Regions from separate parts of the Homo sapiens genome. Here regions 1 and 3 are each linked to region 2. Evidence: chromatin contacts called from ENCODE Hi-C or POLR2A ChIA-PET data. All regions are on one chromosome and are shown on one strand. The core of a region is the stretch at or near the end of the contact, and the rest is flanking DNA. Distances in the headings are between cores, read along the strand shown. Region 1 has its middle 23 kb from the start of LINC00676. Region 2 overlaps MYO16 (myosin XVI). Region 3 has its middle 54 kb from the start of LINC00396.

The links. Hi-C counts contacts between places; a loop is a spot of excess contacts on that map. ChIA-PET counts read pairs that join two places held with the same protein, here RNA polymerase II (POLR2A). Pooled maps may share reads with other maps.
Region 1: a pooled map shows a loop between it and region 2 (2.4-fold over the local background). The contact joins two enhancer-like sites. A Hi-C loop is called at or near these places in 1 of 168 maps with a recorded cell type or tissue (endothelial cell of hepatic sinusoid) and 4 of 50 pooled maps. POLR2A ChIA-PET finds 5 or more read pairs at or near these places in 1 of 52 experiments (RWPE1).
Region 3: a loop to region 2 is called in a map of MCF 10A, with 29 times the contacts of the local background. The contact joins two enhancer-like sites. A Hi-C loop is called at or near these places in 2 of 168 maps with a recorded cell type or tissue (MCF 10A and mammary epithelial cell) and 3 of 50 pooled maps.

The regions. Positions count from the first base shown.
Region 1 is chr13:109,703,186-109,706,917 of GRCh38, reverse strand. No RefSeq gene overlaps it. Among named protein-coding and RNA genes, the nearest start is that of LINC00676, 23 kb to the left of the region's middle. Within about 2 kb of position 1,966, at least 14 of the 41 ENCODE cell types and tissues checked have a DNase peak (open chromatin) inside an H3K27ac peak, as active enhancers do.
Region 2 is chr13:109,144,417-109,148,212 of GRCh38, reverse strand. The region is part of intron 32 of MYO16 (myosin XVI); the gene reads right to left. LOC105370356 (a long non-coding RNA gene) reads left to right here. Exons shown (of 5, transcript XR_931717.3): 5 at 1,044-1,256. Among named protein-coding and RNA genes, the nearest start is that of MYO16-AS1, 21 kb to the left of the region's middle. Within about 2 kb of position 2,477, at least 3 of the 41 ENCODE cell types and tissues checked have a DNase peak (open chromatin) inside an H3K27ac peak, as active enhancers do.
Region 3 is chr13:109,997,388-110,001,598 of GRCh38, reverse strand. It overlaps a transcript of LINC03082 not described here. Among named protein-coding and RNA genes, the nearest start is that of LINC00396, 54 kb to the left of the region's middle. RefSeq lists an enhancer at 3,405-3,574. Within about 2 kb of position 2,683, at least 2 of the 41 ENCODE cell types and tissues checked have a DNase peak (open chromatin) inside an H3K27ac peak, as active enhancers do.

The DNA.
Region 1 (3,732 bases), core at 717-3,216, 560 kb before region 2:
GTACACTTCTTGATTTTATGTCCATTGTATTCCAAGGATAGATGATTAAAATATCATCAACAATCTAGGGCACTTTGTGAAAACCTTCACCCCAGAACTCTTATCCACTGATGACTCTCCTGGTCTGCTAAAAACTCACTTATTGTGAAAGACTTTCCTGGGATCAAATGTTTTGAAATAAAAATTTATATGTAAAGAAACATTGTTTTGTTTAAAACAGAGGTAACAGTATGACTTGAATTTTATTCGTTTCTTAATCATGATTTTTTTTTCTAATGATGACCTTTGATTAAATTGTATAAAAGGACCTTGAAATTGAATTGACACATCTTCTCCGGTGAGACCTTGGTCCAGCTGCTAAGGTAGGATTTCTGACAGTGCCGGCTGTCCAGTGGAACTGGCTGACACCTTTTCTCAGAGGACAAGGCACAGCTGTGAGGTTCTTTGGAGGAACTGTGCGCCTGCCCCATTGCCAGTGTGGGGCCCGGTCCACAGGAAGGCGCCCCTAATGTGCTCAGCGTGTGTGAAGATCAGAAGCACACAGATGCAAACATGGGTTAGTAAGTCACACACCGTAACTGACTCGAACTCACAGCTCTAAAACAAGAGTAAAGAAGATGAAATTCATCCAGTTTTGTCACCACCTGTGCATTTCCACCAGAGAGGAAACCAGGCAGTTGTGAAATCGAAGGGGCTGGGCTGCCCACTCCTGGCCCACAGGCCCCCCTACCCTGAGGGAGGTCCTCAAGGCAAAGGACAGGAAGCGGTGGGGTTGGGAGCTCTGTCTGATGCTCTGTTCTCCCAAAATAATGTAGACTTTTCCACTGGATTTGAGGACGTGTTCTCAAGTGCATTTCAGGCTTGGGACAACTGGAGGCAGTGTTGGTGGACAGCTAAGGAGGGTGCAGGAGAATCACTCAGTGGAGGACCCTCATTTTGCTTGCTTTGGCTCTGAGCATGTCTGGGAGAATTTTTTTTTTTTTTTTTGAGATGGAGTCTCACTCTGTCACCCAGGCTGGAGTGCAGTGGCACGATCTCAGCTCACTGTAACCTCCAACTCCCGGGTTCAACTGATTCTCCTGCCTCCTGAGTAGCTGGGATTACAGGCGTGCGCCACCACACCTAGCTAATTTTTGGATTTTTAGTAGAGACGGGGTTTCACCATGTTGGCTAGGACGGTCGCAATCTCATGACCTCGTGACCCGCCCGCCTCAGCCTCCCCAAGTGCTGGGATTACAGGTGTAAGCCACCGTGCCAGGCCTTCTGGGAGAATTAAATTCCACAGTTGAGGGTGGGGCCGCTTGGAAGAAGGTGGGGTAACGCAGGAAGGGAGCCGGGATTCGGTCCTTGGGCAGAGCTGGCACCTGGGGCTCACAACCCTTGCCTCCTTCAGCCTGTGGATCATGAGTGCGTCAGCTGAAAGGGGCATGAAACCAACCCTAGCAGGCATCAGATTTTGTAATCTTATGTGCTCTGTGCCAGAGCTGCCGCAACAGTATCCGCTGCCGGCCCCTCCCATTTTTCCTCTCCTTCCCTTTAGAGCAGGGAGACATGGCCACGCCTGACAAACGCAAGCCTTCCCTGCCCTGCCAAAGCCCACTGTCTGGCATCTCCTTATGCCTCTTGTTCTCTCTCCGTTCTGCAGCCCTGTGGGCTTTCTTCAGTTGTTTAAACACAGATGCTCCTGTGGCCTCTGGCTATTTGCAGACACCATTCATTTTGCCCGGAAAGAAAATTAACTTCCTCTTCCACCAGGTGCTTCCTATGGTTCTTCAAAACTCACCTCGAGCATTACTCCTTCAGGAATCTTTTTTTTTCAGTTTCAAAGTAGGCAAATATTCTCTTTGGTGATGTCACCGTGCCATGTACTTCTCGAGTTGTTACGAAATAGGGCAAACAGTTTTGAGATACACTGATGTAATTTTATGCTTTGCATTTCCCGGTATATGGGCTTCTCCTACGCAACCTGGGCAGCCTCCTGCCCTACAGGGAGGAGGGTGACCTGCCAGGATGCAGACAGCGGGTTTACTCATACGGGGAAGGATGGGCAGGTTCTGCATGCTAATGAAGCTATCTGAGTTCACAGAAACACACGAGGCCCGAAGGCCAAGCTTTGTAGAGAAAGAAAAATATTTCCCAGTTTGGGAAGCTCCCTTTTTGGCATATTCAAAGCTAGGCAAAGTGTAATTGATCATAGAGTTTTGTGTCTGGAAGGTGTGGTGGAACAGAAAGAGAAGAGGGATGGCCTGTCGGGTGCCACACCATGGGGCAGGGAAGGCAAAGCAGAGTGTAAAGCAGCACAGTGCCAGGTCCTGTCCACGCCAAGTGTGGGGCCTTCTCCTCAAGGTTGATGGGCAGGATGTGGGGTGAGGGTGGGAGTGCATGGCAAAAATCCAGAAAGATGGAGGGTCGCCTGTCAAGGGCAGAGGGGCAGTGCACAAATACGGCCTTGTAGGATGCCCCTGCTCCGGCACTTCAGGGTGGTCTTCTCACAGTGCTAGTGACTGCACAGCTCAAATAGGTAGAGTGAGGATCTGAGCTTGCTGTCCTTGTCACTGTGGCATGGAAAGCATCAAGACATTCCCACAGGTACATGGAGGGCATGGAAGGAGGCTGAGAACATTCCAGAGGTCATCTCTGTGGCAAAGGGTGCCTGTACCTGGAACCCAACAGAAGTCACTGACAACCTCAGGGGGTCCATGGGGCCAGTGAGAGTAAGACCCAGTGGGCACGAGGAATGGCTGGTGGTTCCCAGGAAAACAGCCTGAAGCGAAACAGAACAGCTGTTCAGTCACCACAAGGTGTAGTTGTGAATGGCAGGGAAGCATTAGGAGGGGTCTTCAAAGTGGCTGGGATTGACGGTTTGGCAACCTGGAAGCGTTATGGAAAGCTTGGAGCCCGAAGAGAGAGAGAGCACATGTTGGTGGGTAGCATGTTCATAGTGACCGGCTCTGTGTTCAGATATACATTAGCAACTTGGATCTACCACATGCAAAGTAGATAACAATAGGTATGTTTTTAAAACTCTGTGATTCTCAATTTGCTCATTGGTAGAAAGTCATTTAGTTGTGAAAATTTAATAAAGTAAGTAAAGCAGAGAGAACAGTGCCCTTGGATAGAAAGCACACAGATTTGCATTGTTGTCCTGCTGTTAGTATTTTTAGAAGGTAAGCTTCAAGATGGCAACTCATATGTATCTTTTTCACCAAAGGGTTTTCAGTGGCTAGTACAATTCCATGATGTAATAGAGACTTTACAAAATATTCCTGGAGCAAATGTATAAATGAACGATTTGAAGCCTTAAGTTAGATCAGGGTGATTTATTTTTTAAAATGTCATATACCTGTGTTAATAGCAGTGAATGATGCCAAAAGTAATATGTGTGTGTGTTTCAGAACTCTTATCAAGAAGATCACTCATGATAATATACAGTAAATATAAATGGGTCAAACTTCCTTTACAAAAGATATTGTCATATTAAATTTTATATACACATACATGTGTACGAAGCAAAATGACATAGAAAATAGATGAGTAAATTCTTAAATGTAAGACAAAAAATAAAATGAACCCCAAAGTGCAATATTAATATCATACAAAGTGGAACTTGAGAGAAAATAAGGAATGAGCGAGGGCTACTTTATATTAATTTTCTAAAGTATAATTTATTATGAGAATGTAGTAGCCAGAGATGTTTAAAAACCAAATAACAGCATCAAAAGACATAAAAGT
Region 2 (3,796 bases), core at 1,228-3,727:
CTCTTAACATAGATAAATTTGGTTACTGATACATTTATTAACATTGAAAGTTCATTTCGAAGTGTAGATGAACACAGTATTATTTCTACTAGACATTTAGGGGATTAAAAACAATGAAATATATAGCTGCAAGTCTCAGGCACAAGCACTCTTGGCTACTACAGAGAGGCAAAGAAATTAGAAAAAAAATCCTTTTCTTCCAAAGAGACATATTCTCTTCTTGTCAAGCCCAGGTCTATTAACATGGCAAAGGAAGAAACTTCACACAGCTCCTGCTTGCTTAATGTCCACTTAGTGATAAATGGAGACCCCCCTTCTCTGGGGGTGTTAATCTAGTTTCCCCAAAGGACTTACTCGTTTGGAAAATGAGGAAAATTATGCATTGATTTAAAATGGTTCTGGAATGCAGAGGAGCGCCCCACTTTGTATGAGACAAGAATTCAGACAGTCACAGATCATCAGCAGAAGAGCACCTCAGTAAATTATCTTCCACACTTTTTCTAATTTTCATGAGCACTCCCACCCCCAACTCCCCACACACAAATAAATCACTGTGGGGAGAAATCATCAAGGGGAGTGAAAAAGATTTAACTGCTTCAGACAGGATAAAACACTACAAGACCCGCACATAGGCAAGAAGCCTGGGGGATGCTAAGCTCTGCATCCCATTATGGGATGTCAAGATTTGCATAAGGCAGACTAATGTCTCATACTTCAGTCTCGTTTCGATGTGTCAGAGAATAAATGACGATAATGTTGGAACTTCTGTTTCAAACATCAGGAGCAGAGAATAGCAATTTGCACACACCGTCCTGGAGCACATCCCAGGTTTCCATGAGTAATTCAGGGGCATTTGAGTCATTGTAAAGCATCCTGCATCTTGTCGCTAAACAATGAATGGGTAACTGCACTTGATTTGGCATAGAAACATCTGAAACCCATATGATATTGACTTAGGATGCAATTGCGTGTCTTTGAATTTTGATCTTTCATAGTTAGTTCTACCTGATATAATATTTAGAATCTTTTTTTTTTTTCTGTAGTAGAAGGGGCTGTCTGCAAGTGTTCCCTTGGAGAAATTTGCAGAGTCACATTGCTTGGTGGAATGCTAGCCCAAGAATTATTTTGTTTGTGTCGTGAAAAATGACGCCCTGGCTTCGAGAATCAGGCTTTTGTCATGAATAGCAGCTTCATGCTCGTGAAGACTGAAATGGATTGATTGGTTTGAGTACTTATTAAAATGCCTTAAGAATAAATGTTTTTTTCTTCTTAAAGAACATCTATGATAAAATATTTATAAATATTTAAATATATATTATTTAAATGGTTTGACATTGGTTTTCTTTTTTCTCTTTCTTTTTTTCTTTCTCTTTTTCTCTTTCTCTCTTTCTTTCTTTCTCTCTTCTTTCTTTCTTTCTGGGCAGTGTATTGCTCTGTGGTCTAACCTGGAGTGTAGTGGAGCAACCACGGCCACTGTAGCCTCCACTTCCCAGGCTCAAGCGATCTGCCCACCTCAGCCTCTCAAGTAGCTGGGACCGCAGGCACATGCCACCATGCCTGGCTATTTTATTATCATTATTGTTTTTTTTGTAGAGACAAGGCCTGGTTAGCTACTTTGCCAGGGCTAGTCCTGAACACCTGGGCTCAAGCGATCCTTCCACCTCAACCTCCCAAAGGGCTTGGATTATAGGCATGAACCACCATGCCTGGCTGATTTGACATTGGGATGCACTTAAAAATGATCCAGTGCCAGAGGAGGGAAATGGGCAGGAGTAGAGATGAAATAGGATGGGCCACAGAGAAGGTTCATTAATCTATTCTTTATACTTTTGTCTATGTTTGAAATTTTCCATAAGGAAAACTTGAAAAACAATTATTTTGTAAACAAATGGCCCTATGGAATAAAAGTATATTGTAAAAAAATTGTTTATAAAATACTCTCACTCCAAACTCATAATGTTCTTATTCAGAATATTTATGTAATCAAATAAAATATTTGAAATTAATAGTGACTTCCATTTAGCTTATGTGATCCTTATTAAGTAAAAATGCCACAAGAGCTAGTTCTATCAAATAGATTTGTATGTCAAACTGCTCTTTTATAGGTAAATTTTACCTCAAACAACTATTTAATAGCCACCTACTATATGCAAAGAAATACTGTACATTACAGCTTTTTTGTTGACATCATTTTTAGTACCTGTTTATAACTTATAAGCTAAGGATGCACTGTATCAGAATGTAATAAAACTGAATTTTTAAAAAATATTTTGAGTCTGATTTTCGTTAATTCGGCCTGGCTGTCTTCCACTTTCTTCTCCAGATTTCTGAGATGTACTGCATTTTTTGTCAAGACCCTGTCTTCCTGATCTTTTTCAGTGAGTAGAGAATAACATGCTCATGTGATTTCACTTTATTCTGGATAAACTCAACCAGACGCTGAGATGCCATTCAGAGCAATGGAGCACCCTAGTGGCCTAAAGGAGCCAAGGACTCTCATTCACCATTTGAATCGGGTCTCATAGTTTTTGAAACCAAGCAACTAGAAATAATTAGCATAATAATATTAGCCACATCATCACATGAGATGGAAAAAAATGTTGTGAATTAATGGGATCTTTATGTCTAGAATGGAACAGACAATTAAACATTTAGTCAATATTAATTTTAAGGGCCAAGTAGCCTAGACACTGTATCCCAGAATTATACATACCCATCATCAGTATAAAGTTCATTTGGCATTCTTGAGTTTATGGGAAAATTCTCTTCAACTAAACTCTTATGACTATTACTCGTTGCCCCTCAGTGAACAAATATTAATTTTAAAAGACTTTTTTTTTTTCTGTCTCTTTTTCTCTTGCTGTCTGAGCAGCATTGCATAGGTAGCTAGGGGAAGAGACTCTAGAGACAGAGTTACTGCACTCAAGTCATTCTCTGTCCCGCACGAGCACAGCAGCTTTGAGCAAGTAGATTAATCTCCCTGTGCCCCAGTTTTTCCACCTGTAAAATGGAGATAAGTGGAGAAGATGCCTTATAGTGTTGTGAGAATTAGATGACTCAGACAATGCCTGGCACAGTAAGCACTACAATTCCTTGCTGCAAATATTTCTTCTCAGACTGCAGTCACATCCATCATCTGCACAATCATATCTTTCTTATATGTGTGTCCACCACTCTTAGAATCTGCATGGTTTTGTATACTTCAAATTGCATATCCAAGAATCTATAGAAAATGAACTGGTTTGGGCAACATAGAATTTGTGAAATCCTACATATAAGGCTATGGAATAGTAATGGAGTAGAATTACGCAAGAAACAACCTTGCTTCCTATACACAACTCACTGTACATTATAGCACATTATATTTCAACCAGAAATAACTAAAGCAGTGAATTACTGAGCAGTTTAATCTCCTCGATGTCATTGTTCCAAACAGCCAAGGAGAACATTTTGAACCTTTCTGCAAAATTTGTGCAATAATTTTCTCCTATGAAAATTGAACAAAAAATGAACTTTAGTTAATTTAAGGACCCTGAAGGGTAAATTAGCCACACACTGTATTATTTGGTAAGAAAGCTATTTCACGGTGAAAATAAAAATGTCTTTAAGCATAAAGAAGGTAAAGTAAAAGATTTAAAACTTGAAAGAAATTCCATAAAAGTCATTGAATTCATTCAGAAGAAAATGGATTACTAACCTCAGGATCAAACTGTGTAAACTTTAATAGTCATATAACCAGCCCCAGTGCTGAGCACCAGCACTGAATGCTTTTCCTTCCATAGCTTATGTTTAACCT
Region 3 (4,211 bases), core at 1,434-3,933, 850 kb before region 2:
GGACAAAGAAAGGAGATAGATTTTGTTGTAAGCCACAATACATTTCTTGCACTCCCGGCCTCAAGTGATCTTCCCCCACCTTGCCCTCCCAAAGAGCTGGGATTACAGGTGTGAGCCACTGTACCTGGCCATAGTACATTTCTGATCCATTAAAATGCAGACACAGACTGGAGTTAGGAGTTTTAGCTGCCCCATTTCTTTGGCTTTTGTTATTTTAGCACATGCGACATAACTTCAATGGCTGGCACCTGCATCTCTGTGCCTGGGGGCTTCTCCTGGTTCCTAGGGATTTGCTGTTTCTACAATAGGTGGGAGATACTGAGGCTCTTCACCTCCAGTTCAGCTCCAAACCAAGAACTGTTAGGAGTTGGTAGATAAATGCCTCCTCTCCCTCACCCCTTGGATGAGACAACTCTGAGTTGTCCAGTTGACACGGGTCCCAGCAGAATGAATCTCCAGTTGCCCACGGTGGCAGCACGCCTGGTTATGCACACTTCTTCAGCTTCCTTTACTTCCCTGCTTAGTTTAGTCCTTATTCTCCAGGAGGATCTTCCAAGTAAACTCCTGGCCTTTGAATCCCTGCCTTGGGCCCTCTTCAGAAGATCCTCAGACCAAGACAGGAGTGTAGATGCCAGGACTGCAACTGCACTTTTGCCACAAACAGCAAACCTGGGTGAGTCAGTCAGTTCATAGATTCCAGTTTCTTCATATGTCAAATAATTCAACTTGAGCAGCGCTGTCTCACGACAGCAATGCGACGTCTTGACACTGAAGCTAAGCTGAAGATGGTGATTGCTCTGTCATCCTCTCGTGTGCTGTTGAATTAGTATCTGACAAGCATTTCAGAGGAAAACAGCAGGAAATTTTCTTGAGATCATGGGTTCAGTAAGGTAAAATTCCATATGACTTTTCAATGGAAAGAAATTAATTTTATGTTATCTCGTCCTACTTCCATTCACACTGGTTCTCCTGCGTCGGAACTCCTATTCACTCAGAGTTGGTGTCATTTCATTTCCCTCTCCGTGAGTCCTGGTGCAGTTAGGTGGCTCCTGCAGAGACACAGGCTTACTTTTCCGGCTTCCCGCTGCCTGCGGCAGTAGAGAGAATCTTGTAGGGGACACAGAAGTGACTGAAATGAACCTGAGTGGCTGCTTGTTATCTATAGGGTAGGCGACCTAATGTTACCTGGACCTTTATCTCCGGTAAAAAGCGAACTCAGTCGCAGGGTGGAGAGAACCTCGGGCTCCATGCTCTTTGGAAACGAGTGCCTGGGGGCAGCTCTGAGAGAGTCTGCTGAATTCTTACAATTCCTGGGCGTCTCTTCTGCAAATCCTATTTGAACACAGCCTTTTCTGAGCAGCACCTCTGCCGCCTCTCCCAAAACGGCATACAGAACATGTGCCTGCACTTGCATGCCGTCTGCACACACAGAGCACCAGACCCTCCAACAGCTCAGGGGCCTCGCATCCAATGCTCAACACATTCCACGCTCACTGGGACGTTCCAGGTCAATGTTCCCTGTTTTTCCTGACTCTCTGCAGCATCATAGCCAGGGCTCCTTGGCTGTTATTTCTTCCTGCAATGCAGCCTCCGAGCTCACTGCAGGAATCTTTGAGAAATCGCAGCTCTTTGCCCCAGCACCTGACTATCGGTTTGATATCAGAGCTACTCTGAAGCCAATCATGCTACAGCAGGTTATCCTGTGATGTGCCCTTTGTGTTCCATGCCAAGGTGTCCCTTGGCAAATAAGCCTGGTTATCCATGCACAGCCTTCTAGGGCCAGCTGACAGGGACACTGTACCTGGTTGACAGTGGCACAGAGACCTCGCAAGCTACGGAAAGTGACAGTGCTCAGCCCAGCCTCAGCTCTGTGAGGTCCTTTTGCAAATTGGGTTGATTTTCTTCTTACACACTTGCTGGGAATTCATATAACTGAACTACAATATTTACCAACTTTGCATGTGTGTTTCTTTGCAGATTTTGGTGAGCATGCCAGATACTCTCCTTAAAATACATGAAGGGGAGAGAAAAAGAATAAATATGATTGAAATTTGGGGTTGCATTGCAGAAGTTCAGGACATTTATCAAGTTCTGCTCGAAAATATCTTGAGTTAGGATTTAGTTATTGCAAATAGCAGATGTCTGCATTTCCCACTGTTTTAAGAAAGGAAGTGAAGTTTATTGTTTTCCACAGATGTCATCTAAAAAAAGAGGAACAGGGTAACTCACATAGCCCCTTCCTGCTGTCAATCCTGGGATGCATTTTCTGTCTCCCAAACAGCTAGATGGAGCCCTTTCCTCTTTAATTAACAGAAAACCATTTTATGAATTAATTAACAAGTTGGAGAAGTCAGCCAACAGTGCAAGATCTGTATTGGAATTACTCATCAAACACATCTTCTCAGGAACAAGGCAGATGATGAGAGAGGACGGAGTGGAAGGGATGTAGACCAGTGCAGTCTCATAGCTGATCTGTCAGGAAGAGCCTCTCAGTAGGTCAGTGTACAAGAAAAGGGATGCATGGTAAAAAGAAAAAAAAAAGTACTGAAGCGTGTGATATGACCAATTGCATTACACAGGACGATGCCTTGAACAAATACCTTGGAATGAGTCAGGCAGAGTGGGGATATTTGCTTGATAAACCCTGGGGCTAGTTATTGCACCAAGTGGACTTTTCTCTAAGTGGTTAAGTCAAACTTGCCTGGGTTTTTCCCCCCAGGGTATTTCAGCATTCAGGAGAAAGAGGCTGTTGGAAAATTTAAACTCCAGTAACAGGTTGCAAACACAAACTTTGCTGTTTGTTTTTAAAGGGAGGTGTACAGATATAAATCTTGTCTCCACTCACCCGTAAGATTCTTGGAGACTGACATATTCCTTTTCTCTGTAAATTTAACTTAATGCTGTGTCTCAGGCAATATATACATTTTTTTTTATAATGGGCAGAAGGTTTTGCATTAAGAGGAAGTTCGCATTGAAGTTTATAACCTGATGTTATGAAGTGAGATGACTTTTTCCAACATTTTGTTTTAAAATTTTTAAATCATGCAGACAGCAAGTCAAGGGGGTTTTATTCAACACCTGTATGGACACCATTTAAGTTTAATTCTACCATCAACACTAGACTATACTCGCTTTATCACCCTTCTTTCTATCTGTAGCTCCAACCGTTCATTCATCTTGCATTTCTTTACACTTTCCCTTAACACTTCAACATACATACCATTAACTAGAGTTCAGTTTTTGTTTACAGGTTTTAATGTAAATCAACACTCTGAAATCAGTTTTGACCCATGAATACATCTATGTTACCCAACCTTTACCAGAATAGATAAGAACATTAGCACTATGACCCAGACAGTTCTCTCCCACTTCTCCCAGCCAAGTCCACCCCTCTCACTCCCAGAGGAAATTACTGATCTGATTCTTTTGCTTGTGGAAGAATTTGGAGCACATTTATTTCTCTTCATAAGACAAGATTACCAAAAGCATGTTAAACATACCATTCATAAGTTATTACATTTATTGCCTATGCTTTAGGAAACAACAGAAAGGCAAACTTTGGCAAAAGATGGCAAGGTCTTCTGACCCATAGTAACCTGAAGGCAGCAGTCCCCAGACTTTTTGGCAACAGGAACCAATTTCATGGAAGACAGTTTTTCCACAAACTGAGGTGGGGGGATGGTTTCCAGATGTTTCAAGCACATTACTTTTATTGTGGACTTTATTTCTATGATTATTACGTTGTAGTATATAATGAAATAATTATAAACTCACCATAATGTAGTATCAGTGGGAGCCCTGAGCTTGTTTTCCTGCAACTAGACGGTCCCATCTGGGGGTGATGGGAGACGGTGGCACCCAACTGTGTTGGTTATGTCTGGTCTACTCTGTATTTTTGATTTGGTTGCTGTCGCTGCAGAAACCCTGCTTCAGAAAGATAGGATGTTGGAAATGGAAGCAGGCTTTTCAATGCTTTTGTGGCAATCTCAAGATGTTCCTCCTTGACCTTAATCCAGAATGTATGGAGATTTGAAGTTGCCACAGACATACTTTTAAGGCCACCATCATTTGCAATCTCAAGCAGTTGATCCTCTTCTAGCACAAACAAAGTTGATTCACCTGGCTTACTCACAAATGGGTTGTGGATCCATTCCTTCCCACTTCCGGGGTCTTTTGTGGTTGGCAAGTAATGCTCAAGCTCTTTTGAAAGC